6 separate regions of the Homo sapiens genome follow, and regions 2, 3, 4, 5 and 6 are each linked to region 1. Evidence: chromatin loops called from intact Hi-C (ENCODE). Cell type or tissue: IMR-90. All regions are shown on one strand.

Evidence for each region. A loop is a pair of places that touch in the nucleus more often than their neighbours do. Peaks named below come from ENCODE experiments on the same cell type or tissue, not always from the same donor. Only the 100,000 strongest peaks of a DNase experiment are listed, where the experiment ranks them.
Region 2: it touches region 1 in a loop (3-fold over the local background); 2 of 110 quality-filtered maps call a loop at or near these places.
Region 3: it touches region 1 in a loop (4-fold over the local background); 7 of 110 quality-filtered maps call a loop at or near these places.
Region 4: it touches region 1 in a loop (16-fold over the local background); 39 of 110 quality-filtered maps call a loop at or near these places.
Region 5: a loop joins it to region 1, with 7 times the contacts of the local background. A loop is called at or near these places in 5 of 110 quality-filtered maps.
Region 6: it touches region 1 in a loop (7-fold over the local background); 88 of 110 quality-filtered maps call a loop at or near these places.

Annotation. Positions count from the first base shown.
Region 1 is chr3:77,035,839-77,040,838 of GRCh38, forward strand. It overlaps ROBO2 (roundabout guidance receptor 2), which reads left to right and starts at 4,261. Exons shown (of 28, transcript NM_001395656.1): 1 at 4,261-5,000. The coding sequence starts at 4,948. In IMR-90, a CTCF peak has its summit at 2,740 (motif pointing right); a DNase peak (open chromatin) is centred at 2,763; H3K4me3 peaks cover 1,623 bases; H3K27me3 peaks cover 1,927 bases.
Region 2 is chr3:77,822,306-77,827,305 of GRCh38, forward strand. No RefSeq gene overlaps it. Among named protein-coding and RNA genes, the nearest start is that of LINC02077, 220 kb to the right of the region's middle. In IMR-90, no CTCF peak of the experiment used is centred here; no DNase peak of the experiment used is centred here.
Region 3 is chr3:78,203,161-78,208,160 of GRCh38, forward strand. No RefSeq gene overlaps it. Among named protein-coding and RNA genes, the nearest start is that of LINC02077, 160 kb to the left of the region's middle. In IMR-90, a CTCF peak has its summit at 1,944 (motif pointing left); a DNase peak (open chromatin) is centred at 2,021; H3K4me3 peaks cover 245 bases.
Region 4 is chr3:78,643,808-78,648,807 of GRCh38, forward strand. ROBO1 (roundabout guidance receptor 1) reads right to left here. Exons shown (of 31, transcript NM_002941.4): 20 at 3,822-3,848; 21 at 2,341-2,383. Among named protein-coding and RNA genes, the nearest start is that of LINC02077, 600 kb to the left of the region's middle. In IMR-90, a CTCF peak has its summit at 2,126 (motif pointing left); a DNase peak (open chromatin) is centred at 2,114.
Region 5 is chr3:76,751,014-76,756,013 of GRCh38, forward strand. It overlaps a transcript of ROBO2 not described here. Among named protein-coding and RNA genes, the nearest start is that of ROBO2, 290 kb to the right of the region's middle. In IMR-90, a CTCF peak has its summit at 2,782 (motif pointing right); no DNase peak of the experiment used is centred here.
Region 6 is chr3:77,252,468-77,257,467 of GRCh38, forward strand. All of the region lies in intron 2 of ROBO2 (roundabout guidance receptor 2), which reads left to right. Among named protein-coding and RNA genes, the nearest start is that of ROBO2, 210 kb to the left of the region's middle. In IMR-90, a CTCF peak has its summit at 2,977 (motif pointing left); a DNase peak (open chromatin) is centred at 2,954.

The DNA of each region.
Region 1 (5,000 bases):
TGTGTCCTTTTGTAGATAATAACACATACGTGTCATTTAATGTGATGTTTCTGTATAGTATAATAAGACAATCTTATATAGAAAAATTCGAGCTGAGCAATGGCTTTAAAGAGGTTCTTAAATTTTGAAGAAAAATTGATTACATATTTCTGTATATTTTGGTACACTGCGGTTTTCTTAAATTGATCAGAGTAATATATTATACTCTTATACTATTTCTGCAATGTGGTAGATGTCTTAAATCAATCTCAAGTTCTTGATAACATAGACTTTGTATTCAGGTCTGGATTTAAAGCAAGATTGTGCCTTTCATTAACTTGGGTTGATTATCTAATCTTCATTTTTCTCATCTGTACAATGGGAATAGTATCAACCACATAAGCCTCTTATAGGAATTTAACAATATGATGAATTTTTAAAAACTAGAAGAATTCCCTGACACGTGGTTAGTGCTCACTACATGGCAGTATATGTTAAAATTACTATCATGGATCAAACCTTTGATTTTTATATATATGCTGCCTTACAATTATAACAAGAGCACGTTGAAAAGAGTAAAAAAGTGGATTAGGGTTTTGCAGTTTTTACCACATCCTTGGGGAATCTGGTATGAAAAAAGAAATATTTAATATGTTACACTCTGCAGATTTCCTTCATATGGTTATTTTATACTTCTGCTGGAATACCAACTCAGAAATTCAATCACAAAGAAGGCCATTGGATAACCTTACCCAAATTAGGGATAATGACAGTTTCTTACAATCTTTAGATGTATTAAAATATATAGGCACATTTTGAATATATAATACCTTTCCAGGTTTTACATAAAAGAAGCCTAGATTTCCATCTACATTTATCTATTCAGCTGCTTGTTTGGAAAAGAAAAAAACAATTTATATTTAGAAAGACATTGAAGCCAGATCCCCATTTGATTTTTCTGTATCTTAAGCTCTCTGATGTGGTGGTCATGGGGCTTCATTGTTCTAAGCCATTGCTGTTTCTTTTTGGCTTAAGGAAAACCTTAATTTTTTTTTTTTTTTGCTAAAGCACTGCTAAAATTTAATTTCCAACTTCTACTAGAAGCTTCAGATTTTAAAGACTTTCCTTTAATTAAACATTTGGAGTGAGAAATCCATTTTTTATATAGGCAGTGCTCACTAAAACTGTCTTAAGTGTAATTGAAATATGCACATTTTTCTAGTATAGATCTTATCATATATCTCAGAAGGTAATGTCTTTGTTCTTTTGGAATTAATGTTGTCCATAACAAATTTCTGTCTGGCGACTCGTTACTGTTGCTAATTTAGTGTGAGATGTTTGGTCATAATCCTAAACTATCATTTGGGATGAGATTGTTATAAAATAATGGTTTTTTAGTCACATTTCATATCAAATGAGACACTGACAGAGCATTCTTTTAAAAAACCAGTTATGAACTTGACTACAAGAAAAGCAGAAAACATGGATTCCAAAATGTTTTGGTGAAGACATTATTCCATAAGGTAGCTAGTGTATGGCAAACAACAACAACCACAACAACAAAAGCCATTTAAAAAATGGCACCAGTCTAAAATCACTGGCTTGCTTTGTCACTTTTAATAGGTAAAGTAGTTAAGAATGCAAAATGTTGATGCTTGGTAAAAAAAATGCCAATATAACCAAAGCGATTTCCCTTATACAAAGCTCTTCTCTGTATGATGTAATTTGTCATACCCTACACAAGGATAACTTTCTATGAATAGGGCAACATTTTCTGCCCTAAAGGACCATGGCAATTGGTGGTAGGCTGATCTCGCCCAATCTATCCCTTCTGTTTCCCACACACACTCTTTCTGCCTCTGAGTGATTTTATAGTTTACTTAAGGAAAGGCATTTACAGATGGTGAGTCTATCAAGTATAAAATAGAATCTATATTTTGCCTGATAAATAAATAGTCATGAGAAAACACTTCTAGTTGAAATCCTCCAATGTCTTCCTTTCTGTGAACCATCTTAAAATTAAGGGTCTTATAAGTCTATATGATGTGTTAATTCCTGCATTATTGTATTAGGAAGACTATTTTCCGAATATCTTAAAAATTTCACCCGCGTAAGGAAATTTGCCCGAGATAAGCTGGTGGTGTGTATTATTTGGAGACATGAGCTAGACATTGTAATCCTGAACTGGGTAAACCAAGCCCAAGTGTTTAAAATGAAAGTTTTCAAGAATTTTAATTACTTTCCTTTTCCAGAGATAAAAGAGATGTTAATAGCGCACTTTTGGATGTTTCTAAACCACAGTGTTATCCAATTTAGACGTATTGGACCTTTGGGGTGGGTTTCTCCTTAACGGTTAAGCCTTTTTTCACGGGGTGCTAAAACAATAGCACATTCAGAATTATTATAGTGAGAATTCAAGTGATTCAACTTTAACAACCGAATGCACTTTTTTCTTCACAAGTAAATACTGTAGATTAAAAGTGTGCAGAAATTACTCTTAATGCTTTACAAGAAGAGTGGTTGTTTTATTCTTTCGCAAGACTATTTCATTACCGTAATTTTCAAGCATGCCGAGGTGTCCTAATGTCTCTTCTAATTGCTTGAATGTCGCTGACCTTTTTTTAAAAGAACACACAGCGCCCATAATATGCAAGGGAGACCTAAGTTAAGTAGCAGCACCAAAACGTATCCACCAAACAAAGGCTCTTCCTCAGACGGCCCCTTCTGGAGAGAACCTTTCCTAATATTTTCCAGTAGGGGGAACTAAAGACTCACCATCCAGCATTTAGCTCGGCTCGGGGACCTGCGTGAGTTCCTATAAGCCGCCTTCTCATCATCTGAACAAGCATCAAACGGCTACCAGCGAGCCTGTGATCACACGTGGGCCCGGCCGCACCGGGGCACCGCCGACACCGGCACCCCTTTGATCTAACGTGACCTTCCTTCATCATCCCCGGTCCTGAATGGCATCCTTTGGTAGTCTTGGTCTTAATTTTCAGAGTTTTGTCGTCTTTGGGCTGAAATTCGGCTTCTTTTTGAGCTTCCATGAGCTCAGCTGGGCTTTCGGCTTTCCACACCCAGAGCCTATGTTTACCGAATTTCCTTCTGGAGGTGCTGGTCCCTGGAGGGTAAAGACTTCGGGGATCCCCCTCCCCCAAGCTCTGTGATCCCCGCTTCCCCGTCCTTAGCATCTTCTGTGGAACTCCCTCGCCCTGCGCGATCGCGCATCAAACTCATCGTGGAGGGGTCAAAAGGCAACTGAGTAACATAAGAGGGGCTGCCTCCCCTTCCTCCTTCCCTTGGGGATGCCGCAGGGGGCCATAGATCTTGGCTAAAATGAGCCGCTGGAGGTTAGAGAATTCTGCCCCCTCCTTTTTCTCCCCCTTGTGCTTTTGAATCATATAGGAAGCATCTACACACAACCTTTCCAGTCCAAAAGGTGCTTCTATTTCCTTTCCTTTCCTTTCCTTCCTCCTACTCGGCTTCTCATCTGGCTAAAAGGTGAAGAGTGAGTGAGTGTGTGATTTTAACGCGTAATGAGGCTGCGCCCTGGGTCCTGGAGGCTGATCTTTTTCAAGAAAGCGCGTGCAGCTCCGGCAGACGGAGGGATGAATAATTAGGAAGGGCTTCCATGAAATCACTCACGGAGAAAATTACCTGCCCATTAAACGGGACGCGGCGAGGAGCAGGAGCCTGGAGCCCACCTATCCCCTCCCGAGGCGGGAAGGAGTGGGCACCCGGGGGCGCGGAGAAGGGGAAGGAGTCGCCCGGTGGCCTCGGCCCTCGGCAGCCGGCGGGGCTCTCCGAATTTGTTCATCTCCGTCCCCCCGGGGACTCTCGGCTCTCCAGGACCCCTCCCCACTCCCCAGCGGGCGGGTGGCCGAGTCCGGAGGTTCAGGGCTCCGCGCGCCCCTCCTCGCCCCCGCCCCTCCCCGGGCCGACTCCAGGCAGCTCTCATTCCTCCCCTCCCCTCCCGCCTCCTCGCCTTCCCTCCTAGAAGTCCTTCCACCCGCGGCAGCTGCCGGAGGAAGCGGACGCTCTGCTGCGAGGCTGCGGGGGCTGGACCCGGGCGAGGGGCCTCAGCGCGCCTGGCGCTGGACTGAGCGCTCCCTTTCTCCGCCGCGCCCGGGCTGGGCTCTCACGCCCGTCTCTGCTCGCGCCCGCAGCCGCCTGGTGCACTATCCTCAGAGGCGGCACCGCGGGGGTGTCTGCAGCCTCGGCCTCCGCCCGGCCCCTCCCTCCCTCCCTCCCTCCCTCGCTCCTTCCCTGCCTCCCTCACCACGTAGGAGTTCGGATTCTCCACCCGAATCGTCCTGATTTCCCTTCTCCTCTCTTTTGGAAACCGGAGAGGTGGAGGGAGGGCAACACCGCTGCAAAGGAGAGGCCCGCCAAGTCTGCCCGCCTGCAAAGTGTTGCTTTGACACATTCTTATTATGGAAGTTAAGTAAAAATATAGACATATTAAAAAATAACTCCGGACGTGGAGCTGCTACGGAGAAGGAAACCGGGGGAAAGAAAACCAGTAGGCAGGCCAATGGTTTTTCGGCAGCGCGCTGGCAAGTTTGTGGAACACTTTCTAGGAATTAGGTCTTTTCCTCCCCCTTCATCATCTTGACTTCTGAAGGAAGAACTTGGCTTTGGATTGCAGTGGAGCCTAAGGAGAGAGGGTTAGACACACTCGAATAATCCCTCTGGCTGGGCTGAATTTGTGGGAATTTAGGAAGCCAGAGTGCTGGAAATACAGCAGCCTTTGAAGTACCCTCTGTTAATTTGGATGGATCTCAGTGTGCCCCGTTCGAGACCTCTCCACCAACCCCTTCTGATCTTGCGATTTGCTCTTCTTGACTTTAATTAGTATCTAGGAAAGTCTAAACTTTGGACCTACCTCTTTTTTTGATACTCATTTTTGTACTTTTGCTCTCTGGGATTGGTTTCTTAAAGAATCTGGATCCTTTTTAATATGTCAAAATGAGTCTGCTGATGTTTACACAACTACTGCTCTGTGGATTTTTATATGTTCG
Region 2 (5,000 bases), 790 kb after region 1:
TGCCTCCAGCTTTGTTCTTTTTGCTTAGGATTGCTTTGGCTATTCAGGCTCTTTTCAGTTTCACATGAATTTTAGAATAGTTTTTTCCTAATTCTGTGAAGAATGACACTGGCAATCTGATAAGCGTAGCACTGAATTTGTAAATTGCTTTGGGAAGTATGGGCATTCTAACAATATTGATTCTTTCAATCCATGAACATGGAATGTTTTTCCACTTTTTTGTGTCATGTCTGATTTGTTTCAGCAGTGTTTTGTAGTCTTCCTTTGAGAAATCTTTCACTTCTTTGATTAGCTATATTCCTAGGTATTTCATTTTCCTTTTGGCTACTCTAAGTGGGATTATGTTCTTGATTTCACTCTCAGCCTTGATGTTGTTGGTATAGAAATGCTACTGATTTTTGTACATTGATTTATTTCCTTTATTAAAGTCGTTTGTCAGTTCTAGGAGCCTTTTGGCAGGGTCTTCAGGGTTTTCAAGGTATAAAATCATATTATTTCTTTATTTCGCCTGATTGCTTTGGCTGTGACTTCCAGTCCTATGTTAAGTAGGAGTGGTGAGAGTGGGCATCCTTGTCTTTTTCCAATTTCAAGGGGAATGCTTCCAGCTTTTGCCCATTCAGTATGATGTTGGCCGTAGTTTTGTTGTAGATTATTCCTATTATTTTTAGGTATGTTAATTCAATGCCTAGCCTGTTGTGAGTTTCTATTTTGCAGGGATATTGGATTTTATAGAAATATTTTTGTGCATCTACTGATATTATCATAGGTTTTTTGCTTTAAATTTTGCTTAAGTGGTGAATCACATTTATTGATTTGTGTATTTTGAACCAGCCGTGCATCCCAGAAATAAAGCCTACTCGACTGCGTTGTATTAACTCTTTGACGTGCTGCTGGATGCAGTTTGATACTATTTTGTTGAGGATTTTTCTGTCTATGTTCATCAAAGATATTGGCCTGAAGTTTTCTTTTTTGGTTGTGTCTCTGTCACGAAATATGACAGAACGCATGTTTTCTGGTTGTTGTGTGAAGTGTTCTGTGAATGTCTACTAGATCCATCTGGTCAGGTGTTATGTTTAAGTCCAGAGTTTCTTTGTTAGTTTTCTGCCTCACTAATCTTTAATGCTGTCAGTGGGGTGCTGAAGTCTTCCACTATCATTGTGTGGCTAAGTCTTTTTGTAGATCAAGAAGAAGCTGTTTTATGAAATTGCGTAGTCCAATGTTGGGTGCATGTGTATTTAGGATAGTTAAGTTTTCTTGTTGGATTGTACCCTTTATCATTATGTAATGCCCTTCTTTGTTTTCTTAATTGTTAGAGGTTTAAAGTCTGTTTTATCTAACGTAAGAATAGTGACTCCTGCTCTTTTTGTTTTTTTTTTTTTTAGAGGATAGATCTTTTTTTTCAACATTTACTTTGAGCCTCTGAGATCATTACATGTGAGATGGATCTTTTGAAGATAGCAGATAGTTGGGTCTTGTCTTTTATCCAGCTTGCCACTCTATGTCTTTTACACGAAGCCACTTGTCCATTTAAATTCAAACTTAGTTTTAATAAATGAGATATTGATCCTGTCATCATGTTTTTAGCTGGTTGTTATGCAGACTTGGTTGTGTAGTTTCTCAATAGTGTCTGTGAACTATGTGCTTACGTGAGTATTTGTGGCAGCAGGTTTCAAATTTCTTTTGATTCCATGTTTAACAGTCCCTTGAGGACCTCTAGTAAGCCTGGTCTAGTGGAAACAAATTCCCTTAACATTTGCTTGCCTGGAAGGATTTTATTTCTCTTTCACTTATGAAGCTTAGTTTGGCAGGGTATGAAATTCTTCTTTGGGATTTCTTTTCTTTAAGGATGCTGAAAATAGGTCCCCAGTGTCTTCTGGCTTGTAAAGTTTCTGCTGAAAGGTTCACTGCCAGTCTGATGAGGTTCCCTTTGTACATCACCTGATCCTTCTCTAGCTGCCTTTAAGAGTTTTTCTTTGCATTGATCTCGGTGAATCTGATGACTATGTGTTTTGGGGATGGTCATCTTCTACAGTATCTAGGAGGGGTTCTCTATATTTCTTGAATTTACCCCTCAATCTCTCCTATGAGATTAGGGAGATTTTTTTTTGGGTGGACTGTATCCTAAAATATATTTTCCAAGTTATTCTCTCTCCTTCTTTTTCAGGGATGCTAGTGAGTCACAAAATTGGTATCTTAATATAATCCCATATTTATTGGAGATTTTGTTCATTTTGTAAAAAAAATTTATCTTTGTCTGCTTGAGTTGATTTGAGCTTCTGGTTGGTCTTTGAGCTTTAAGATTCTTTCCTTGGATTGGTCTATTCTGCTGTTAATACTTCTGATTTTATTCTGAAATTCTTGTAGTGAGTATTTCAGCTCAAGAAGTTTAGTTTGGGTCTTTCTTAAAACGACTATTTTGTTTTTCAACTCTTGAATTGTTTTATTGGATTGCTTGCCTTCCTTGGATTGGGTTTCAACTTTCTTCTAGATCTTGTTGAGCTTCCTTGCCATCCAGATTCTGAATTCCATGTCTGCCATTTCAGTAATTTCAGACTAAGAACCCACTGCTGCGGAGCTAGTGGGCTCATTTTTGAGGTAAGGGGATACTCTGGCATTTTGAATTGCCAGAGTTCTTGTGCTGATTTTTTCTCTTCTGTAGGGGGTGGGGGGGATTGTTTCCTTTAACTGTGGCACAAACTGAGTATAGTCAGCTAGTTTCATTCTGGAAGTTTTCAAAGAAATATTGTTTCTTTGCATGCTGTTACATTCTTGCTTTTGGTTTTGCAGGAGAGTGAATTAGCAATTTTTTTTTTATGCCATAGGTTGGGCTGTGATCCACTAGATGATGCCTGAGAGCAATGGACAGTAAATAGGCTCTTACTCAGCCATGTGGCTCCTTTGTGTATCCTCATCTTTGCAGCTGTGCTTTGTGGTGTGAAGTGGAGAGAGGTGACTCCTCCATTACTTCCACTCCTGGGCCTTGGGGGAGCTACCTCTGATCACTAACATTGTGCCCATGTTTTGTTGTTTTTGTTGTTAGGTGTTTTAGGCCATGCGACTCCCTCAGACAGTGGTTCAGCTGGGAGAGATTGGCCACACGCTTACCAGAACAGCCCTGTGGAGAGAGGCATGCCCAGTTCCCACACCAGCCCATGAACCTGTGTGACTCACTCCTCTCAGTTTTCTGAGAATGTGAGTTTCTCCACTCAAGTGCTGGGAACAGATCCTGGTTTGGCACTCCAGAGATATGAGTCACAGCCTTGGGGCACCAGGATCTGCTCATGGCTTCCTCCTCTGAACTCTCAGAGTTGGGTTCCAGGTGCATGGGAGATCTGAGGGGCTTCCAGGCTGCTGGAATGCACTGAGGTGGAGCCAAACACCCAGGCTGGGCAGCAGAGGCTGCACTGTGTACACACACCTGTGAGGCAGCCAGCCAGGAGCACTGGGAGGGGCTGGCAGGCAGGCCTGCAAGACAGATGTGCCCTAGTCCTGTGGGTAATTTGGCCCTGCTTTCTCCTGTTCTGGTGGTGAGCTAGGGCCAGAGCCTCTCAGAGGGAGATGGGCAGCCATGGAGGTTGGGCGTCTATGGCCAGGCTCCATCAGAGCTATCCTGTGCACAAAAGTCCCTGGCTCCATGCCTACTCAAGCCCATCTCCGTGTAATCTCTGGGGAGATCCTCCTTCAAGCTCAAACGTTTTTTGAGGGAGTGGCATCCCCTGTAGCTAAGATCCCAGAGGTTTATATCAAGAGTCAGTTACCTGGTCCCTACACTCATTCTTTCCCCAGGGGCTGTTCAGGGCTGGGAGCAAGCCCTAGTGTTCAGGCACCTCACACAGAGTTACCAGCTTCCTCTCTCTTCAGCTTCAGCATCTGCATCTCCATCCACGTTTGGTGTTTTCTCTCTGAAGATCTGTTCAAATTACATTGGTTTAGTTGAAATCCTGGTTTGTCTAAGTGGGAGTGGCACTTCCCAGCTGTGTCTGGTTGCCTATCTTGAAACTCCCCCATATGAATTTTAGAATAGTTTTATTTAATTCTTTGAAAAATGATGTTGGCAGTTTGACAGAAATAGCATCGAATCTGTCGGTTACATTGGGCAGTATGGCTATTTTAATAATATTGGTTCTTCCAATCCATGAGCATGGAATGTTTTTCCATTTGTTTGTGTCATGTCTTATTTCTTTCAGTAGTGTTTTGCAGTTCTCTTTGGAAAGATCTTTTACCTCTTGGGTTAGATGTATTCCTATGTATTTTACTTTTTTCCTGGTTATTTTAAGTGGGATTGTTTCTTTGATTTGGCTTACAGCCTGAACATTATTGGTGAATAGAAATGCTACAGATTTTGTATATTGATTTTGTATTTGAAACTTTACTGAAGTCTTCTTTATCAGCTCACAGAGCCTTTTGGTGGAGCCTTTAGCGTTTTCTAGGTATAAATCATATTGTCGGCAAACAGAGATAGTTTCAGTTCTTTTTCTATTAGGATGCCTTTTTTTTCCCTTACCTGATTGCTCTGGGTAGGACTCTGTAATTTATTTTTGATGTATTATCTCATCACAGATTGTAATCTTCTAAAGGGCAGGGATAGAAAATATTTTTTCTTTTCTTGATATACCAGCTTCATAAGGAACTGAAGAAATGTAGTAACATTGACAGAAATAACCCATTCACACGGCCTCTTATCATAATGATTAAAAACAAATATACCAGAAACTTCTATGTTTCATGCAACCATATTGTCAAAGAAATCACAATCCTTTGCCTCAACGAGGTATGACACTTAAATTTACAAAGGAATCTCTGGGCCTTTGAAATTGCAATGGTAAGAAGTGAGCCATGCATACAGGACAGCCCCCAAGAAAGTCACACTGTTCAGTGCTCATCTCAGATATGGCAAGAGATCTTAGGCAAGCAGAATTCTCCCAGGATCTCCTGGATCCTGAGAGCCAGGCCCTCTGAGGAAAATGAATAGGGGATTGCCTATCCAAGAAATCACTCAG
Region 3 (5,000 bases), 1.2 Mb after region 1:
CCTGTAATGGTGGGGTCTCCTTTTTCTTTATTTTATATATATATGTATATTTACATATACATATATATGTATATATTATTAAAGCATTATATATATATATATGCTATACTGAGATATATTTCAGATGCCATACAATTCAACCATTTGAAGTGTACAAGTCAATGGTTTTCAGTGTATTCACAGAGTTATGCCACGGTCTCCACAGTCAACTTTAGAATATTTTCATTATCTGAAAAAGAAACCTGGGTCCAATAGCAGTCATTTCCCCTTTCCACCCAACCCCCCAGGCATGGGGAACCACCAATTTACTCTGTCTTCAAAGATTTGGCCTACTATGGAGAGAAAATACCATGAAGATAATATCCATAGTGAAAGAAGAGCTGCAAGGAGGCTTCCAGGAAATACAGGGGAGCTTAACATATCTCTTATGAAACATCTAAAGGACAAGAAATGCACTCACTGTTTGGAGATGGAAACAGAAATGTGCCATTGAATTGGGATCATCCTGTTTGCCCAAAGTGTATTAGAACAAGATATGCATAAATGTTTCTCACACACCAAATGTGTCCCATGAATGAGAGAGTTTGGCTGAGGACATTGAGTCTGCTCTAATAGGCCACTTAGGGAGCAGATGGACCTACAACTACAAGGCCTAGAAGGGACCCCTGGGACAGGGGAGCAGTTACAAGTAACCAATAGATATACATCCATTCTTCACCTGAGGTCAGGAGTTTGAGACCAGCCTGACCAACATGGCAAAACCCCATCTCTACTAAGAATACAAAAATTAGCTGGGTGTGGTGGTACATGCCTGTAATCCCAGCTACTTGGGAGGCCGAGGCAGGATAATTGCTTGAACCTGGGAGGCGGAGGTTGCAGTGAGCTGATATCGCGCCACTGCACTCCAGCTTGGGTGACAAAGCAAGACTCCATCTCAAAACAAACAAACAACGAAAAGAAGATATGCATCCATTCTTGTTAAATGAACTACAGAAGAGAGAGCCCAGCAAGAGATCTTTAAGGAATCCTCAGAAGTTCCTTGTCAAGAAAGTGGTAAACGCAGTCCTGCCTCATGACCCATCTATCTTTTCTTCTAACAGAGAAAACAATCAGAGCTTTCCAGCTCGGTGAAACCCAGAAGGGCCTGCTAGATGGGACAGAAAGTAGGAGTAACTATACAATCTCGATATATACCCAGGGGAAAAAACCTTCCTGGTACAATACGAGTGAGCATAAGATAGTTTTACATAAGAGCAGCGTGGTTCTCTGACTTTTCCTCCAAGCTTCACAGATCCAAGAGGAAGTTTGCTCACTGAAAGCAGTTTGGGCATATTCAGGCATCTCTACAATAATTTTCAAGGATACAATGTCATTCTCTCTCAATTTGCCCTTAGCAGATGCACACTTCACAGTATCTCTTTGATGGTTTCCTTGCATTTCCCTGTAAGACGGTGATAAAACACATTCCTTAGATAATGATAGGAAGACAAAAATTGAGCCATGCATGTAAATGGTTTTACTCTTTATAAGTAAAAATTATGTTTTTGTTTTATTATTTTTGCCATTATTCTCTTCTCAGTACTACTATAAAAAAAACACTGTGGTGGTTAAAAATAGTCTGTTTAATCAAATTACCTAAGGTAGAATCCTGGCTCCATCTTTCAGTAACCATTGCATGGGGACAAGTAATTTTATCTCTCTTAGCCTCTTTTCTTTCATCCATAGAGTAAGAATGATAATACAATATTTCTTGCAGAGTTTTGGTAAAAATTCAGTGAGCTACAACAGAAAAAACATTCAGTAAATGTTAACCAGTTATTGAAACTTTAGTATGCATAGAGGCTGCTGCATCACAGCCGGGGATTCTCTACTCTGGGTCCATGAAGCCTGGCTGGAGGGGCAAACAGAAAAAGCCACCAGCCAAGATCATGTGTAACTAGTGCCCTCTTGGGATCAAAGAAAAGAATCAAAATTACTGAGGAATTTGGAAAAGGAAGAGGCATGACGTGGGAACGCTAATCCCATAAGAGCTATTAATCATGGACCCCACTCAGGGACCAGGATGCTATGGCAGCCAGTGAGTCAGTTGAATGAAGCTGAAAGTTATTTTTTGGTCTAAGAAAATAAATCGTCTGAATAGGGTCTCAATGTGGTTTTCACAAGGGTGGGGAAAGTTGATTTGGATTGTATGACGAAAAGAAAACAAAATTTACAACCACAAAACAGAGTACAAAGATTCCAAAACTGGCAAGAGGAAACCAAGAATTTTGTAAATAGTTCATAATTCAGTTTCATTCACATCTTCAATCCAGCAGGATCTATGACTGAGATCAAGTTCCTCTCTCTCTCTCTTCCTTTTGATTTACTACTGTTTTTCCCTTTAGATCCATTCATCTTTTATTCTAAATAGAATATCCATGATTGATTAGGTTACTACTGGGCACTTTCTGTTTAAGAGCTGATGGGAATTTTCAGTGTACTAATAATTTGATATGACGTTCAAGTTATTTTATTCTTACTGCATTATTTTATTTAACCAAAGCTTAGTAAACTCTGTTGTAAGTTTGTTTTAAAAAGAAAAGAAAAAATAAAAATATTTTCTCATTACTTTGCCTTTTCAGTGTCCACTATATTAAATTACTTTCTTCTAAATTGTATTGCATTTTCCCTACAGGAATTGACGGCTGTCTAATGGATTTATGCAGTGTTTATATAAGGTAAAGAACACTTCAGTAAAAAATTGATTCAATGTATGTGCACTGTAATTGTAGTAATGTAACTTGACAGGATGAAGTTGCTTTTTTTTTTTTTAAGTCTGTTTTATAAAGGCATTCTTGGAATTTTCTGGCTTTTCTCTTTGCAAAATGGTCTTCTTTTGTGGCTTGACTGTACACAAAGCAAAGAAAGCATAGGAGAATATATGTCTCTCTCTCTATATGTATATATATATATATCTATATATAGAGATACAGACATACGTATGTGTATCTATATATTTAAAATTGAAGAAATTATCAAAATTCCTTATTTGAAAATTACAATAAAATTACTATAAAACATTTCACTTCAGATACTTCATGCTGATCATAAATGAGGGGCATGGATTTAGAAGGTAAAAATATATGGAGAAAAAAATTTCAGGAGTATACGACTTGTTTCCATGCTTTCTGCAGGAACTGTAAATTTCTCCTTCTTCTCAATATCCACTTAAGTTCACCTCTTTTTCCATTACATAATTAGCCAAATCAAATAGAAATACAACTTTGCAATCTTTTCATATTAGGATGCTACATTATTAATTAAAATAAGTACACAGAGCCCAATGGTGGATAATTGCTCCTAATCAATATATGTTATGGGATCATAATCTCTATTTTGAGGTCATGATTAATAATCTAAAAGTTGGATGTTGAATTTGTTTAGCTATCCATTATGATTTGACTTTGAAGCTGTTATAAAATTTTTTATTTGGCCAGCCAGAGTTGTCATTAGGACTCCTCACCTCCACTCCTGGCCCCACTCCCATTTCGAGGCCTTCAAGGTCCATAGTCAAAGACAACATAGGTAGCCCCTTTCTGACACAACTATGATAGCCAGGAGCTTCCCTACTGCTACGTTTGCCTCCTGCTGTGAACTAATTCACAATATTGTACTTCTCGTCAAATGACAACTCATGAACCATCACTTTTATAAGAGCCTAACAACTTCAGCTAACTACTTCTCTGCACAAACATGACAACTTCTGTCTCATCCTTCCATTTCACCTTTCCCTTTCTATAATTGTAGGTTTTATAATTAGCCATATGTGTCCCTTCCTTGTCATTAGATTGTGAATCCACTTAGATAGGGACCATATTATCTTTCATTCTACACACCAAATGCATAGTTAAGGTGAATACTACAGATAATGACAGAGAGCCAACAGGCTGATGTGAGCAAATTTGAAATAGGAGCTTAAAATATGATGACTTTTTTTATTCTAAAAGTCTGCCATAAAAGCATAAAGAGACTTCAAACCTGAAAAAGAGTATACTAAAACTAGGAAGCAAAGTGTCAGAAAAGAAATACTATAAACACAGGACACCGACCCAAGGCCACCTGACCTGTGAATTCACTTCTCATGTTCCTCTCTCTCTCCCCTTGGTGTGAACATTTGGCCCTCTACTGAACTCGTTAACCCAGTTGCTATGGTTTCGAAGTTTGTGTCTCCACAAAGTTAGTATGTTGGAACCTAAGACCCAATGTGACAGAATTAGAAGGTGGGGCCTGGCTGGGCACAGTGGCTCGCTCCTGTAATCCCAGCACTTTGGGAGGCCAAGGCGGGTGGATCACCTGAGGTCAGGAGTTAGAGACCAGCCTGGCCAACATGGTGAAACCCCGTCTCTAATAAAAACACAAAAATTAGCCAGGTGTGGTGGTGCATGCCTGTAATTCCAGCTACTCGGGAGGCTGAGGTAGGAGAATTGCTCGAACCTGGGAGGCGGAGGTTGCAGTGAGCCAAGATAGCACCACTGCACTCCAGCCTGGGTGGCAGAGTAAAACTCTGTCTCAGAAAAAAAAAAAAAATAGGAGGTAGAGCCTTTAAGAGGTGATTAAGTCATGAAGCTTCCACCCTCATAAATAGCAACCACCTTAGAAACGTCTGGAAGGAGCTAGCTGGGCCTCCTATGTCGTTCTGCCTTCCACCATGTGAGGATACAACACTTGCCCTTTTGGCCACATGAGGATGTAGCAAGAAGGCCTTCACCAGACGTCAAATGCCAACACTTTGACCTTAGACCTCCCAGCCTCCAGAACTGTAAGAAATAAATTTCTGTCGTTTACAAACTATCCAGTTTCAGATATTTTGTTAAAACAGCACAAACAAAGACACCACTCCTTCCTATAAACCACTTTTTCTACATGCCTATTATGTGCCAGCCACCTTCCACCAAATTTCAGACTGTCCACTTGATTTATATCCTGTGGTTTGTGGAGTCTTTTTCCTAATAATTTCACTA
Region 4 (5,000 bases), 1.6 Mb after region 1:
TAAAGGTAGGACTCCTGAGAGCTTTTGTCATAGATTAGGCAAAGGAGAAGTAGGGCTTGAAATGAAACAATATGAGAGTGAAAGGAGTAAGAGACAGCATCAACAAAATGCAGTAATGGATACAGGAGGTCCAAGAGGATGGCTGGAAGGTTTTGGCTTTGGTGTCATTAACTATGTGAGGTAGGAGGTCCAGTGAGGACTCAGAAAGTCTGAAACACATGAGGGAAACCAGTGCTTAAGGGGCAGACACAAGAGAAGTCAGTGTAGGAGTTTGGTTCATTATTCCCTCTCTGATCTCACTAGATCACGAAACATAGACACAGACACACATACACACACAATGACACACACATCCGTAAGTGGCTAGGAATGAGGCCCCTTCGTAAAGCATCCTTATTGTCCTCATCCTATTTTATTTTTTCCGTAGCATTTATCAACTGCTGATATTGTACAGCTGACTTTTTAAAAAAATGTTTATTATTCATCTCGCATTTCCGCCACTATAATGTAAGGTCTGGAAGGGCAGGAATTTTTATACACTTTGCTTACTGATGCTTCCCAAGTAAGTAAACTAGCACCTGTCACATAGTAAGTGTTCAATATATTGCATGAATAAATAATTCTAAAATTTTGTATATAACTGACATTTTGAGCATTGACTCTGAAATCTTTATTGAACTGTTGCCTCCGTAACATCCCAACATCGTTTAGCATTTCATTTAGGAAAATGATCATTTCTACTTACTATTTGAAATAAATCAGTTTCACTGACAGGGATTTTATTTTTAACTTTAAAAAGCTATGTTTGTTTTGTGATATAGTGAGCTTTCCAAATAGCTCAGGAACTTTGTAATTTTTCCATCCTGCCGTGGCAACTAGCATTTGCTACCTATGCATTCCTGCCATTGTTTCCCATGTGCCAGTTTGCTCTATCCAGGTTGTAAATTCTTTTAGAGTAGGAACCAAGCTTATTTTTCTGTATGTGTGTGTGATACTTGTGTACACACACCCACGCACAGAGGCTAGTGAAGAACATATCAAAGACACTCAAGAAGCACTTTCACATGCTTTGATTAGTGAGGAGGTTGAAATATACACATGTAATGAAGTGGTTATAAAATCAGGTATTCCAGATTCACCCACGAGAAAATGTTCTTATGCCAGAGGCTCTTTCATGAATGTCTGGGCTGTGATTTAGATGGAATTCCCCTGGATGCACAAACATGCCCTGGTTTAATTCCTGAATCAAGTGGATTTATTCCTTATGAAAACCTCCCTAGCTTTGGGTCTGTCACTGGCTGGCTTTGTTTCACAGGTATGAAAACAGGAAGTTAGCAATACCCAGGAAAGAAAAGATTAGTACTTGTTGCCAAATTTGTACAGCATTGGCTAAAGGTGGTCAACCTTCTTTTTTTTTAAACCACTCTTTGTTATATACTAAATTCAGTAATTTTCTTATCCGGTGGTATGTTCCTTGAATTTAGGAATAATATCTTACTCATTGTTATCTTTCTAGTAGCAGTCATGTTATACAGCTGTACAAAGAAGGGAATTTAGTAAGTTCACTGAATTTGAATTATAAGATGGTTTTGGTTGGAAGATTTTTTTTTTTTTACACTGTAAGCTAGATGTTACTGTTTTGGAGAAAAAAAAAACATCTTATTGTGAAAAATTCTGAAGCTTGGCTCATCACATAACTTATACCTTATTTCAGCCCCTTTAAGCTGGTTGTCACATCAATTTGTGATTTCTCTGTGAATATATTAAAGTTCACTGAATAATAATTACTTTAAAAATCATAAATATGAGATTCATTTCAATTAGAGGAGGGAAAACATTCTTTGTTAACAAGTTACCCAGATTTCCTCTTTTATTTCAACACATTTTCCTGCAAATGGGGAAGTGAACTATGTTGAATTCATAACAAGAATAAACAAACATAACCTACAACTTATGAGCAATTGCTGTGTTCAGCAGGTTTTTCAAATGAACTCTTTTTCTTGGATAGTATTAGTTAACTAGCTGTATTTGTTAATCTTCATAAATGCCACCGCTTAGTCACTTTAACTCCTTTTAATCATTTGCTAAATCAGCAAGTCTCTTTCTCAGTTAAAGTCCTCCCTCTAGTGGTCACTGACTAAGATGCAACTACTCCAATCAACTACATTTGTGTGTAAACAGCTTGTTTCAACAGCATAGCTGAATGGAGTCTTCGTCAAGGAACTAAATAAATTCCACCTTTAAGTTAGACTTTTTAAGCAGAGAAAGTGGTGTCATTGAGGAAGATGAAGAAATATTTGGAATTCCCTGTAGGATCTACAAAACAAGCAAGATAATTACCTCCCTCCACTGCTGACAGCTTCGCCTCCTCTCTGGTAAGTTACTAGAATGTTACGAAAAAAAAAAGGAACAATTAATAGACATATTTATATATCAAAAGCTATTACATTCATGAGCTTCTTTCTAAAATGGAATTCCTTCTGTCTTCCTAGACAGAAGCATTGCAAAAATCACATGACGTAACAGATTGATTCAACTAGTGACATTTCTTTAAATATTGTATAGAATTAGATATACATATCATATATCTAATTATATATATAATTAGATATCTATATATCACTCTTATTTTCTTCAAATTCCAATAAGGTGGAGAATCAAGAAAAAGCAAAACATCAGTACACTTATTAAATATAACTGTTACACATCTGTACATTAGCATTCCGATGGATTTCCATTTTGAATTTATTATTGGAGCACATAATTTCATAATTTTATATAGGTGTAAACTTAAACTCAGGAAAAAAAAAAACTACTAGATTATTTTCCCGGAAGTATGAGTACCAGTAAGTCAAAGAGAAATGTTAAAATAAACCTTTCTACACACAAAGATGTATGCCAAGTTGTGACTATTAATTCATGTGACCTATTTTTTATTGTGGCTTCTGCAAATTATTTCTCATTATATTTTCATCAGACATGTATAGATAATCAAAATATATTATAATGCTCTTGAAAGCATCCTCAGCTTAATAAATTTGGGATGGAAAAATTTAACCATAACAAAAAAAAGATTTTCACATAGTTAGGCTAAGTGGTTAAGAAGATTAGCTTTTCTGTAAATACAGACACATTTTCTAAGAAGAAATGTGTTTTTAAAGCTGCCAAGTTCTGCTACTTAGAAGAACTCCAAACTGGAAGTCTGTTATAGAGAGATAACTGCTCCCAGTGATGACAATAACTGGATTAAAACTGAGAGGGCACAACTACACGTACATCTTTTCCTGGAGGTGATATGACAGAAGAGGACCCATTTTGAAAGAAATTGGATAGAACGGAATATTAGGATTCTGACTTAGGGAAAACGAAAAGTTCTATCTTTCACATGTGCTGGATATTGTGGTTACCTTTAACAATATTGATTCTGGGGACAGAGAATTATAAGGGAGAGAAATTTTTGTTGGAAAACTTGAAAGCTTAAGTTGAAAAATGCACTGTCAAGTCTGAAGTAGTCAATAAGATCATTAGCATGTTAAATCATGCTGAAGGTAGAGACAGTGTGTCTACTTAATGAAACACATGCAAACAAGGCCAAGATCCAGTGTGGAATTGTGAATAAATAATTGCATCGAATGGATGAAAAGCAACACCAACCATTTCTACCTTAAACACATGCCTGGTGTGAGTAAATCAAGTATTACATTCCACTTTAAGTTCTTTCCCCCAACTTACTGCAGAAAATGAAATAAAAACAGAAACACAATAGTGGAACACATGCCAAACTAACAATGGAAAGGAGGAGGGTAAGTGCAAATATATACCTGTTGGTGTGAAGGTAAAAGACGGGACTGAAAAATCAAAACAAAATATAAACCAGTTATTAAGCTGAAGAGAGAAAGGGAACATATCACATTAGTATAAATCAAGCAGACAGCTGAACATAAAACAAATGTAAATAACTAAGCCAGTAGTTCTGACAATCTGATCTATGAATAAAACCAATTCTGAGGTTAAAAAAAGAAGCTTGTCTCTACAGGTACCATTTTGAAGTGTCTGACATTCTAGTACACTCAGGAAGGGAATTATGCTAGGTTAGCCTGTGAATGACCCTGCATTTAGTAACACAGATTTAGCTCGTGGCTTTCGTACAAACAAGAATCCTCCACTATTAATCATCTCCAAACACAGGATGATGGATTCTTAAATAAGTATTATCAGAGTCTTGCTGGAACCTTATCTAGAAATCTGAAAGTAAATGCTTATTAAAGTGAACTACTAGGTGCACTTATGTACTTAACATTGAGAGAAAAAAAAGAGAGAAAGAAGGAAAAGAAGGAAAGGCAAGGAAAGGGGAAGAAGAAACAACAAACAAACAAACACAACACAAGTAAAGGAAAGGAAAGAAAAAGATGAACTGAATAAAAGAGAACCATAAAATTTAACTATTTCACTGAGTGGAAATGCCTGACATCTTATCACATAACTGACATTTTTTATCATCATAAAAACTTGTGAATGGACAGAAAAAACTGGAGTTTTAAATTTTAATTTCTTTGAGTTTACTTTTAGAAGCTTCCTAGAAGTAGGCTGGACATTCTTTTAATACCACAGTAGAAGCTAAACAATAGAACAATAACACCCTTCTGAAAACCTTCACTCTCTCTGCAGTTATAAATCTTAATCTAATCAATAATGCCTGAAATTGAACCGCAGACCTCAAAAGTAGCAGCCATTCCTCCCCCACTTTTCCTATCTTCTCCCATTCCTGGGGGGTTGGATAACGGCAGAGCAATTTCCATGTCATTTCATAGAGGGAGGAGATTGACTTATTTCCAATCTCTTCATGTTAAATTAAAGTAAACGCTGCTCTGGTTAAAAAAAAAAAAAAGCAAGGAAATATATGTTATTCCCTCTAAGATTAAAGTTTCTTTAAAATAATCTTTAGTAGAAACAAACTAGAATATTGATTACTTATCATGTATCAAAACACTGCCAGAATT
Region 5 (5,000 bases), 280 kb before region 1:
CTGGAGGCATCACGCTACCTGACTTCAAACTATACTACAAGGCTACAGTAACCAAAACAGCATGGTACTGGTACCAAAACAGAGATATAGACCAATGGAACAGAACAGAGCCCTCAGAAATAATACCACACATCTATAACCATCTGATCTTTGATAAACCTGACAAAAACAAGAAATAGGGAAAGGATTCCCTATTTAATAAATGGTGCTGGGAAAACTGGCTAGCCATATGTAGAAAGCTGAAACCTGAAACTGGATCCCTTCCTTGCACCTTATACAAAAACTAATTCAAGATGGATTAAAGACTTACATGTTAGACCTAAAACCATAAAAACCCTAGAAGAAAACCTAGGCAATACCATTCAGGACATAGGCATGGGCAAGGATTTCATGTCTAAAACACCAAAAGTAACAACAACAAAAGTCAAAATTGAGAAATGGGATCTAATTAAACTAAAGAATTTAAAAGAAACTACCATCAGAGTGAATAGGCAATGTACAGAATGGGAGAAAATGTTTGCAATCTACTCATCTGACAAAGGGCTAATATCCAGAACCTGCAAAGAACTTAAATTTATAAGAGAAAATCAAACAACCCCATCAAAAAGTGGGCAAAGAATATGAACAGACACTTCTCAAAAGAAGACATTTATGCAGCCAACAGACACATGAAAAAAATGCTCATCATCACTGGCCATCAGAGAAATGCAAATCAAAACCACAATGAGATACCATCTCACACCAGTTAGAATGGCGATCATTAAAAAGTCAGGAAACAACAGGTGCTGGAGAGGATGTGGAGAAATAGGAACACTTTTACACTGTTGGCGGGACTGTAAACTAGTTCAACCATTGTGGAAGACAGTGTGGCGATTCCTCAAGGATCTAGAACTAGAAATACCATTTGACCCAGCCATCCCATTACTGGGTATATACCCAGATGTTTATAAATCATACTCCCAAAAAGACACATGCACACGTATGTTTATTGTGGCACTATTCACAATAGCAAAGACTTGGAACCAACCCAAATGTCCATCAATGATAGACTAGATTAAGAAAATGTGACACATATACAGCATGGAATACTATGCAGCCATAAAAAAGGATGAGTTCATGTCTTTTGTAGGGATATGGATGAAGCCAGAAACCATCATTCTGAACTATCGCAAGGACAGAAAACCAAACACCGCATGTTCTCACTCATAGGTGGGAATTAAACAATGAGAACACTTGGACACAAGGTGGGGAACATCACACACCGGGGCCTGTAGTGGGGTGGGGGTAGGGGGGAGGGATAGCATTAGGAGATATACCTAATGTTAAATGACGAGTTAGTGGGTGCAGCACACCAACATGGCACATGTATACATATGTAACAAACCACGTTGTGCACATGTACCCTAGAACATAAAGTATAAAACAAAAAAAAAAAAGAAAAAAAATGATGGCACATCCCTGGGGACATGGCCAAGACAGTCCTTTGTGATACATTTTTTCTCTAGATTAGTCCAGAAGTGTTCAAGATTGAGGAGGTGTTAGGTAAGGACTAAGACTAAAGCAGTCTCAGTATTCATCCTTAAAGAATTAGAATCACATTACAGAAAATATATTCCCCAAAGAGACCAGTCCCATAAGATCTTCATAGGTTTGCTATGAAAAAGAGTTTCCGTGTTACTGAAGTGTTTGAGGAAAACTGGATTAGAGAAAATTAAACATGTTTCTTTACTAAAGGATGCATTAAAGAGTTGAATATGCTAATTTGCACTCAGAATCTTTAAGGGAATATAGTATGCAGCATTTAAAAAAAAACTTCTAAGGCTTTAGGGACTTTTTTGTATTTTTGTTTCTAAGTAGCATATGAGAGGATTGTGATTACACAGAACATATTTTGCAAAACACTTAGAATGCAAACATTAGAAAATTCAATATTGCCCAATGAAGAATTCATAATATGACCCAATTAAACAAATATGTTAATGTTTATCATTTGGATATTAATTCAAAAGAGTTAAGTAAGACATTTCTGGTATTTTTAAAGGTATATGCAAAACATACGTACACACAAATCATTTCAGTTCTTTAAATGTCTTGTCAAAGACTTAAATAGACAAAGAAACACTGTGCTGAAGTTAGGTGTAAAGCCATTTGGGAAGACATGTCAGAAAAGGAGAAGAAAATATAAGCACAGAATTATTTCCATTTGTTTTAAATTCTTTTGTTATTATTCATCAATTACCTCCAACAAAATGGTGATTAGAGCAAGAAAAAAGTTTTAAAATATTTTAAATCAATTTTTGTTGATTTCCTGATTTCATTTATGGGGCCATAATTTTAAACATATATAATGTTTTATTATTTTTTAATATGCCCTTATGCATTTGGAAAATAATGATTCAATAATGTATGAATCCAATAAAATTATACTTTTATTTCAAACTACAAATATACATCCACAGTATGCTTCCTTAGTTTTTCCTTGTTAACAGATGAATTTTGTCAAAGGCTGATTTTGGCAAGCTCTCTGTCAAGTGGAAGGTTGTTTGAGCATTATCTAAAACAATTTCTTCAAAGGAAACAAAAAATGAGATTTAAGTATTTGATACTTCATATGCGATTTATAGCAAATATGGCAGGTCACATACTGAAAAAGAGTAAAAAAAGAGACCATTGCTATTTAAAAAGACAGAACGCTCCAATATTTTCTGTTCTAATATTTTAACTTTTTTCATTAAAATTTCCCCTGTCTCAATTATATGACTGTAACCAGTAGGGGCTGCTCTTAGCATTACAGGCAAAGTAATTTCTCTGGAGTTGATAGTTTCAGGACTGGCTCTCAATATAACTGAAACAAATTTAGCTTGGTGAACATTTTATGGCAAAACTATTGCCCTTTTCTTTGTCCAGTTAGATATTATTTTTAATTCCTTGCCTTTATGCTTTGTTTTTAAGCATCCAATATATAAAACCTATATAAATCAGTGAAAATAATACTACCTGCTACTAATCTTTGTAAAATTTTTTATTGGTATAAATATAATAAAGGAAAGACATTAGAGGCTGTATATTCAAAAGATAAACTGCATTTCTAATAGAAATAGCAGGAAGGAGAAAGAAAATATACTTTCATTAATAGCTGTGATTTCAAACAGGAGCTGGCTTTCCTTTTGGGCAGTTCAGAATAATATATTCACCAAAAATTCAAAAAAAGAAAATGTTTTCTCTCTAGGCCGTTAGAGAAATTAGAATATAAGACTGGTTCTGTCAAATAGCTTTTGAAGGTGTACTTTGAAAGACACGAAATATTCTGTATATTAGTATCTGGACAGAAGCCTCGTTATCTGTCAAAGGTTAACTGCACCGTATACATTACGGCTGCAACACTGAAGCGGAGGGGCAGCATAACCCCTTCATAATTCCTAAACTGCACTGTGATTTCCCCAGTCTTGCTGCTCTTCTGTGTTTTATTTATGTTCTAGTGTGCCTGGAGAAGCTCCAAATAGTTGAATAAATCACATGCCTTATGATGTGTAAGTATCATAACTAAGAAAGTCTGATTACTTGTGGTAATACTGTTTCTTTTATTATTTCCAATTAAGAAACATACTGCTAGCCAGATATTATTAGGACTATCCAAGTGCTGGAATCATGTTTTGGACAAGACATCCCTATCAATAACTCATGCATAGACGCCTCAAGGTTATTGCTAATAACATACTTGAGATAGCTGAATTTGAGACTCATTATTAATTAGGAAGTTTGGTACTTTGTCATTACACATAGGGATTTAAGTATCAGCTTGTGGCACTATTGTGTGACAGGAGGGTTGGGAAATTGCAAAATAATTTAGGAATTTTAAAATCTAATGAAGAAAATATCAGGCCTAAATGTATGCATTGTGAATTCTATACAACTAGAAACCTTTAAGTGAAAAAACACAATGGCTATTTAGGTATTCACATTAGATAAATTTTGTCTCTAGTGATCTACCTACACATTATAAACTTTTTCTATACTCTTGTTAAATTCATCCATGAGGTAATTAAATAAATTCTGTAATTAGCCCTCAATTTTATGTTTATTAGAAATAGTTTGACTGTGTGTCTTTTTCTTTTATACTCAGATTATTGATTAAATGAATTTTCCTATGTAATAAATTCTAATACATATTAAAATCTATTTATTTTGGTGTCCAGTGTATATTCTCTCATTCACTGAATATTTACCAAACAGTTTTCATGAGACAAGTACTTTCTAGATTCTAGATGTGCTGCTTCAAATAAACTCATTCTATATCTTTGGATTATCAGACCTCGTATTATTATAAAACCAGTAAGTGCTAAGAGACATCTACCCCAGAGTAAGGACTAGTAACCATGGTAACTAGGGGAGTCATGTCATAAATTAATTTCCAAATTGTATCCTGGGAAAGGTCATAGATGAAGATTTTTGCTAGCAAGATTAGGAGGAAGAAAGAGATACTTAAAGCGTAACTAAAACAGAGTTTTAAAACTAGCTAACCTTCAAGGCAATCCACCTGTTCCTGTCTTGATTCCATTCACATCTCAACTTCTATAGCCCAAAGATTTTTGTTCTCATGGTGACACCTCCAATGAACTCAACTTCCTTGTTGTAATGGACAATATCTTTTTTCAGTTTTGTACATAAAGCATTTATAATAATAATTGCTATAAAGTTGTCCTCAATCAGTAAATACATTAATCAGTGACTTTGATTTTTGTTTTGTCCATGGGGTTAATATTTGTACTTTATCTCTAAATTATGTTTAGGAAATCAGTTTTTCCTCTTTGAATTTGCCTTAGTTGGGTCTGCAGTCTCAAAGCTTGTAATAGAAAAACTCCCTAATCCAACCATTGTATCCCTTCCTTTAGACACATGATCACCATCAGGAGATACTACCCTACTCACCTAATGGTATGAGAAGTAAAAAAGCTATTAAAAACCCTTGAGAATTTCTTTAATTTTTAATACCCTATGTA
Region 6 (5,000 bases), 220 kb after region 1:
AATGACACTTGATGCATTTGAAAGAGCATTTTATATATCATTATTAAATTAGAAATAGAACCAGGCGCAGTGGCTCACACCTGTAATCCCAGCACTTTGGGAGGCCGAGGCGGGCAGATCATGAGGTCAGGAGATGGAGACCATCCTGGCTAACACGGTGAAACCCCATCTCTACTAAAAATACAAAAAAATTAGCTGGGCGTGGTGGCGGGCGCCTGTAGTCCCAGCTACTCCGGAGGCTGAGGCAGGAGAATGGCGTGAATCCGGGAGGCAGAGCTTGCAGTGAGCCGAGATCGCGCCCCTGCACTCCAGCCTGGGCAGCAGAGCAAGACTCCATCTCAAAAAAAAAAAAAAAAAAAAAAAAATATATATATATATATATATGAAAAATAAACAGACGGTTTTAATAAATGAATTCCAACCTGTTTAGAAAGAGTACTCTATTTGATAAAATAATATTAAATTAATTTGTATGGCTAGCTGTACTAATTTCAAATTATGCTCTTTTGGAAAAAAATATGGATGTCCCAAAGTTAACATTACAGGTATTTGTGGGGCATTTTAAGATCTAAGTTAAAGAGAACTAGGAAGTGTTCTAAGTAAATTTCTGAGACACCACAGGGTAAGGGTTCTCAGCTAGCATGTCTCGTGTTACTTCAGATGGCTGTCAGATGCTCATATCTGATTCTGTAAAAAGTGGATTATCTCTGAAGTCATGGTTTCAACGTGCAAATTTTGATTTTACTGAGAATATTTAAAAGATAATTGTGGTTCCTAAGAGACTTTTAAAAAATGGATTTAGAAATTAACTGTAAAAGTTCAAGGAAGCCAAGCAAGCATTTCTATGAGTTGAATTATGTATTTAAATATACTTGTGTGGAAGGGGTATGTAAAGTCAGATCAGCTAGAGAAAAATGACTTCTCAAGAAGTTATTCACATAAAGACCTATGTGACATAACCTGCAAAGTTTAATATTCACTAAAAGCTCTATTCCAAAAATAATATTAAATTTTATCATCTTTTAAAAAAATTAAATCTGGTATTCTTAATCTATTATGAGGTGTCTGTCCCAATGTGAAACAAAGTTTTCCCTAGGTGGGAGGACTCTACATCTGCTTGGGCAATGGAAATCATATGATTTGAGTGATGGGCCTGGATGAGTTTAAAATCATGAAAAGCACAATTATTTTCTTCTTTGTCAATGAGAAATACCAATAAATGTCATCAGAGAGGCAATGGCATATTCTTGTGTTCTAAATATTTGGGTCATTTCCATAAAAAGGCTGCAGTTTTCAGAGACAAATGTGAATCCTGAACTCTAGAACCAGATCATATTCATACCACTAGAAATAGAGGTAAAGAAATGACCTAGAATTATGAATATAAACTGATATTATTTACGAACCTCTAATCTGTAATATTTGAAATATTTTGTTCAAAATAATAAAGAAAAAGGGTATATCTTGGACATAATTTTTCTTATGCTATTCTGTTTTTATACTTTGCTTGAGCACTGTAAGGAGACTTTGGCAAAGTAGTCAGCATTTAATTCATTTGAAAAGGTAATGAAAATATTTTTGTTTTTCCTTTAAAGATATATAGCCTGGGCAACTTAGCGAGACCCTATCTCTACAAAAATAAATAAATATGTAAATTAGCCAGGTATGGTGGTGCACCTGTGGTCTTAGCTACTCGCTGAGGTCTGACAATGGCTTGAGCCCAGGAGCAGTTAGAGGCTGCAGTGAACTGTGATTGCCACTCCACTAGAGCCTGAGTGACAGAGACCCTATCTCAAAAAGAAAGAAAAAATAGTTTTCTGCTCTTCTAGTGAATAGTGATTTCCACATTAAGTCAATGTATTCATTTTTTAATTGAATCAATACAAAGCCTAATTTGTCTAATGCAGTAGATATTTTCCAGAGAGTAAACAGAGGAAGCAGCTTTACAATATATTAAGCAATTAAAATACTTCTTTTTTTTTTTTTACTTTTTGAGAGAATGATGATTTTGGACCCCTCTCCTATGGTGGAAACTTAACATCTGAAAACTGAAGTACAAAATATTCTTTTTTTAGGGTCTTACATGATGTTGAAGTTGAATACCTTTCGGAACTATTAGAGAGGTGGAGAAAATTGTTCCACTTTTTAAAATTTGGTTTTATTATAAGTTGTGTTTATTCTTAATAATCTTTAGTTTGTTGTCAAACAAGATTGAGAAGTTAAAGCGATTCTGATATCACATTTGTTAAAGGCCCACTCTGTTCTAGGCACTTATTTCACTTACTTTTATTTAACCATTATTTCCATATTGAACCAGCATTTTCTCTTGACATAAGGGGAAACTGAGAGTCAAAGGGGTTAAGTGTCTTGCTCCGAGTCACCCATCAAAAAGTGGCAGAATAAAAACAAGGTCAGATCTTCTGACACAAGGTCTAATGACTTTTCCATTCAACTTCAATTGCCAGTTTTGTGTGTAATAGGGGCAGGTTCCTCTATCTGTCTTTTCTGAGAGGGAAACGTATTCCGAAATGTAAAGTTTAAACTGTGCTGTTAAAAGGAAGAACTAGAGAAGGTGAGACTTTCCACTAAGATTCCAAAGATATAGGAAAGTAAATTTTAGATTAACACTGGGGAGACTGGATTTTCTTTTGGTAAAGGGACAGAGAAATGTAAGGTTACCCAGTGAAATATGAACTCAGAGGAACAAAAATCTATTTGGAGGTTTTGAAATCAAATTAAGTTACATGAGTCCAAAATGTTGAGCAAGCCTTTCTTAAAGGCACCTGTAAATGTAAAGAAAAAAGTTGGTAAAGTGAAAATGATAAGAATTCATAAAATCAGCATTCTGTAAAGTGCGTGAAGTTTTAAAACCAATTCAACTATGAGTAGATGTCATGTAGGCAGGGAATATAGTAAAGCCCCATTCTTTGGAGTTGCTAACCATGTGACCACAAATCTCCACTGCCACCTTGTGGTGGTATGTATATTTCAGAGACAGGCTCTGAAGAAAATTGACCTCTGAAGTGCTGAGAGGTAAAATAAAAGGTGTCTGGTGGTAACCAACCTCCCACTTTCTGAACTCAGGAACCAGACAGATTTGGGGAACACAGGATCCCTCTTTTGGAGTTACTATCCAAATTCCTACCATAGCAATTTAGGAGATACCATAGATTTGGAGAGCAGGGCTATTATACAGACATCACAAGGGTGAAAACCTTGAGCAAGAGTAGGAACTGAATTTTCTTTCAGATTCTTTTGTGTTCATGGTGGAGGAAGATATTCTATTTTCAAGAGGATCCTAAATATCCAATGCAGTTTTCATCTAGAAAAAATTTTAATCTATTCTGTATAAAGCAATGAGGTAACATTCTCGTCAAAGGAAATCCTATGGGTATGTGAGAATGGAAGGCTTCCAGTCACTTCTTTACATTTAGTTGCATTCATAAACGTGACCAATGGTGTTTCTGTCTAGAGCTTAATGGGTTACTTCCGCTTATACACCAGTTGTGCTTTCAACTCTGAGCATGACATCAGGAAATGTGTTTGATTCCAAAATGATCAATTACAGAAGCATGTGATAGCTAATGTGCCTGTAAACTCATTAACCGAATGAAGCCACCTAATTGTCAACAGTTCAACAGAATTTTGTCTGCAGGTTATTTGTTTTTAGGTGTCAGTGGTATTCCTGTTTTAATTTCGCCAGCAGAAGTGGGATTAATAGATCAAAATAGTATTACAGCACATGACAATAGATGACAAGCAAAGACAAATCTAAAATTATTCTGATTGATCATTCTATAAATGTAATAAAACATCAGTACTTAAGTGTAGTCATCATTTATTTTATTTTTTATAGTGCTCAAAAATATTTATAATGTATCTGTGCTAAAAACAAGTCTCTACCAACTGCATAACATGTAATTTGAGCAAATTATTTAACCTCTTCCCTTTTATGCACAATGAAGATAACATTAACATCATTAAGAATAAATGGGTAATAAAAGTAAATCATGGGACATTCTCAATAACTGTGTGTGTGTATGTGTGCATGTGAAAACTATAAACAAAAAAAAATCTCTTTTATTCAGCAGAAACATCTTGACATCTTATATCTTAATAAACCTGCAAGTTAAATAAGAGGAGGGCTTAAGCATTAGTACAAAAAACTATTATACAGTGCTTTATTTGTGGAGAATATTGATGGAGAAAGGAGGAAAGAGGAAAAGCCTATTCCCAAGAGAGGCTTCTGCGAAGAGCAGAGCATGAAACCAAGGCTCTCGAGGAACACCAAAACAAACAAACTCTGGCAGTGTCTGAGTAAGCCAGCCGTCTTTCTCTCAATAATTTTTATTGTGCACCCAGTGATTTCTCAGGCAATTTTTAGAGCCTTTTGGAAAGTGGTCTCCAAATTATGCACTAATACAACACTGCTAATGAAAGCCCTCATTGCAACTCATTAGCTCTCACTTTTTTTTGCTAATCCACAAATTCTGTCCTATGTGGTGGACACCTGGCAGTACACCCCTCAGCCCCATATCTCAGCAGAGATGTAATTGCCAAGGCCTGGAGCGAGGTTTCATATTACCTAGACGTGTGGCTTATGCAAGCTCTTCCATGAGACTGTCTGTTGTCAATAATTAAGAGCTATCAAAACACTTGGCTAATTTACACTTGATAATCTGAAATGAGGGCCCCTGTGATCACCAGCTTCTGTCTTATTATTTAAATACACATAGTATAAAAAAAGCAGAATGGGGCCAAAGCAAGCCGTATCAGGGAAAAGACCGGCTTTCCAGCAAACAAGATATAGCCCAGTGGTTGTAAGCAAGTACAGCACAAGGCTGAACAAACATGGCCCAGTGAGTGCTTTTTATGGCTGAGAAGCTTCACAGAGCAGGTGGGATTGTAGAGGATCTTTTGAACACTGAGATGTGGGGACCTGGCAAAGTTTAATTGGCAAGCTGTTGTAGTCAAATGCAGAGACCATGAAAATGGGCATG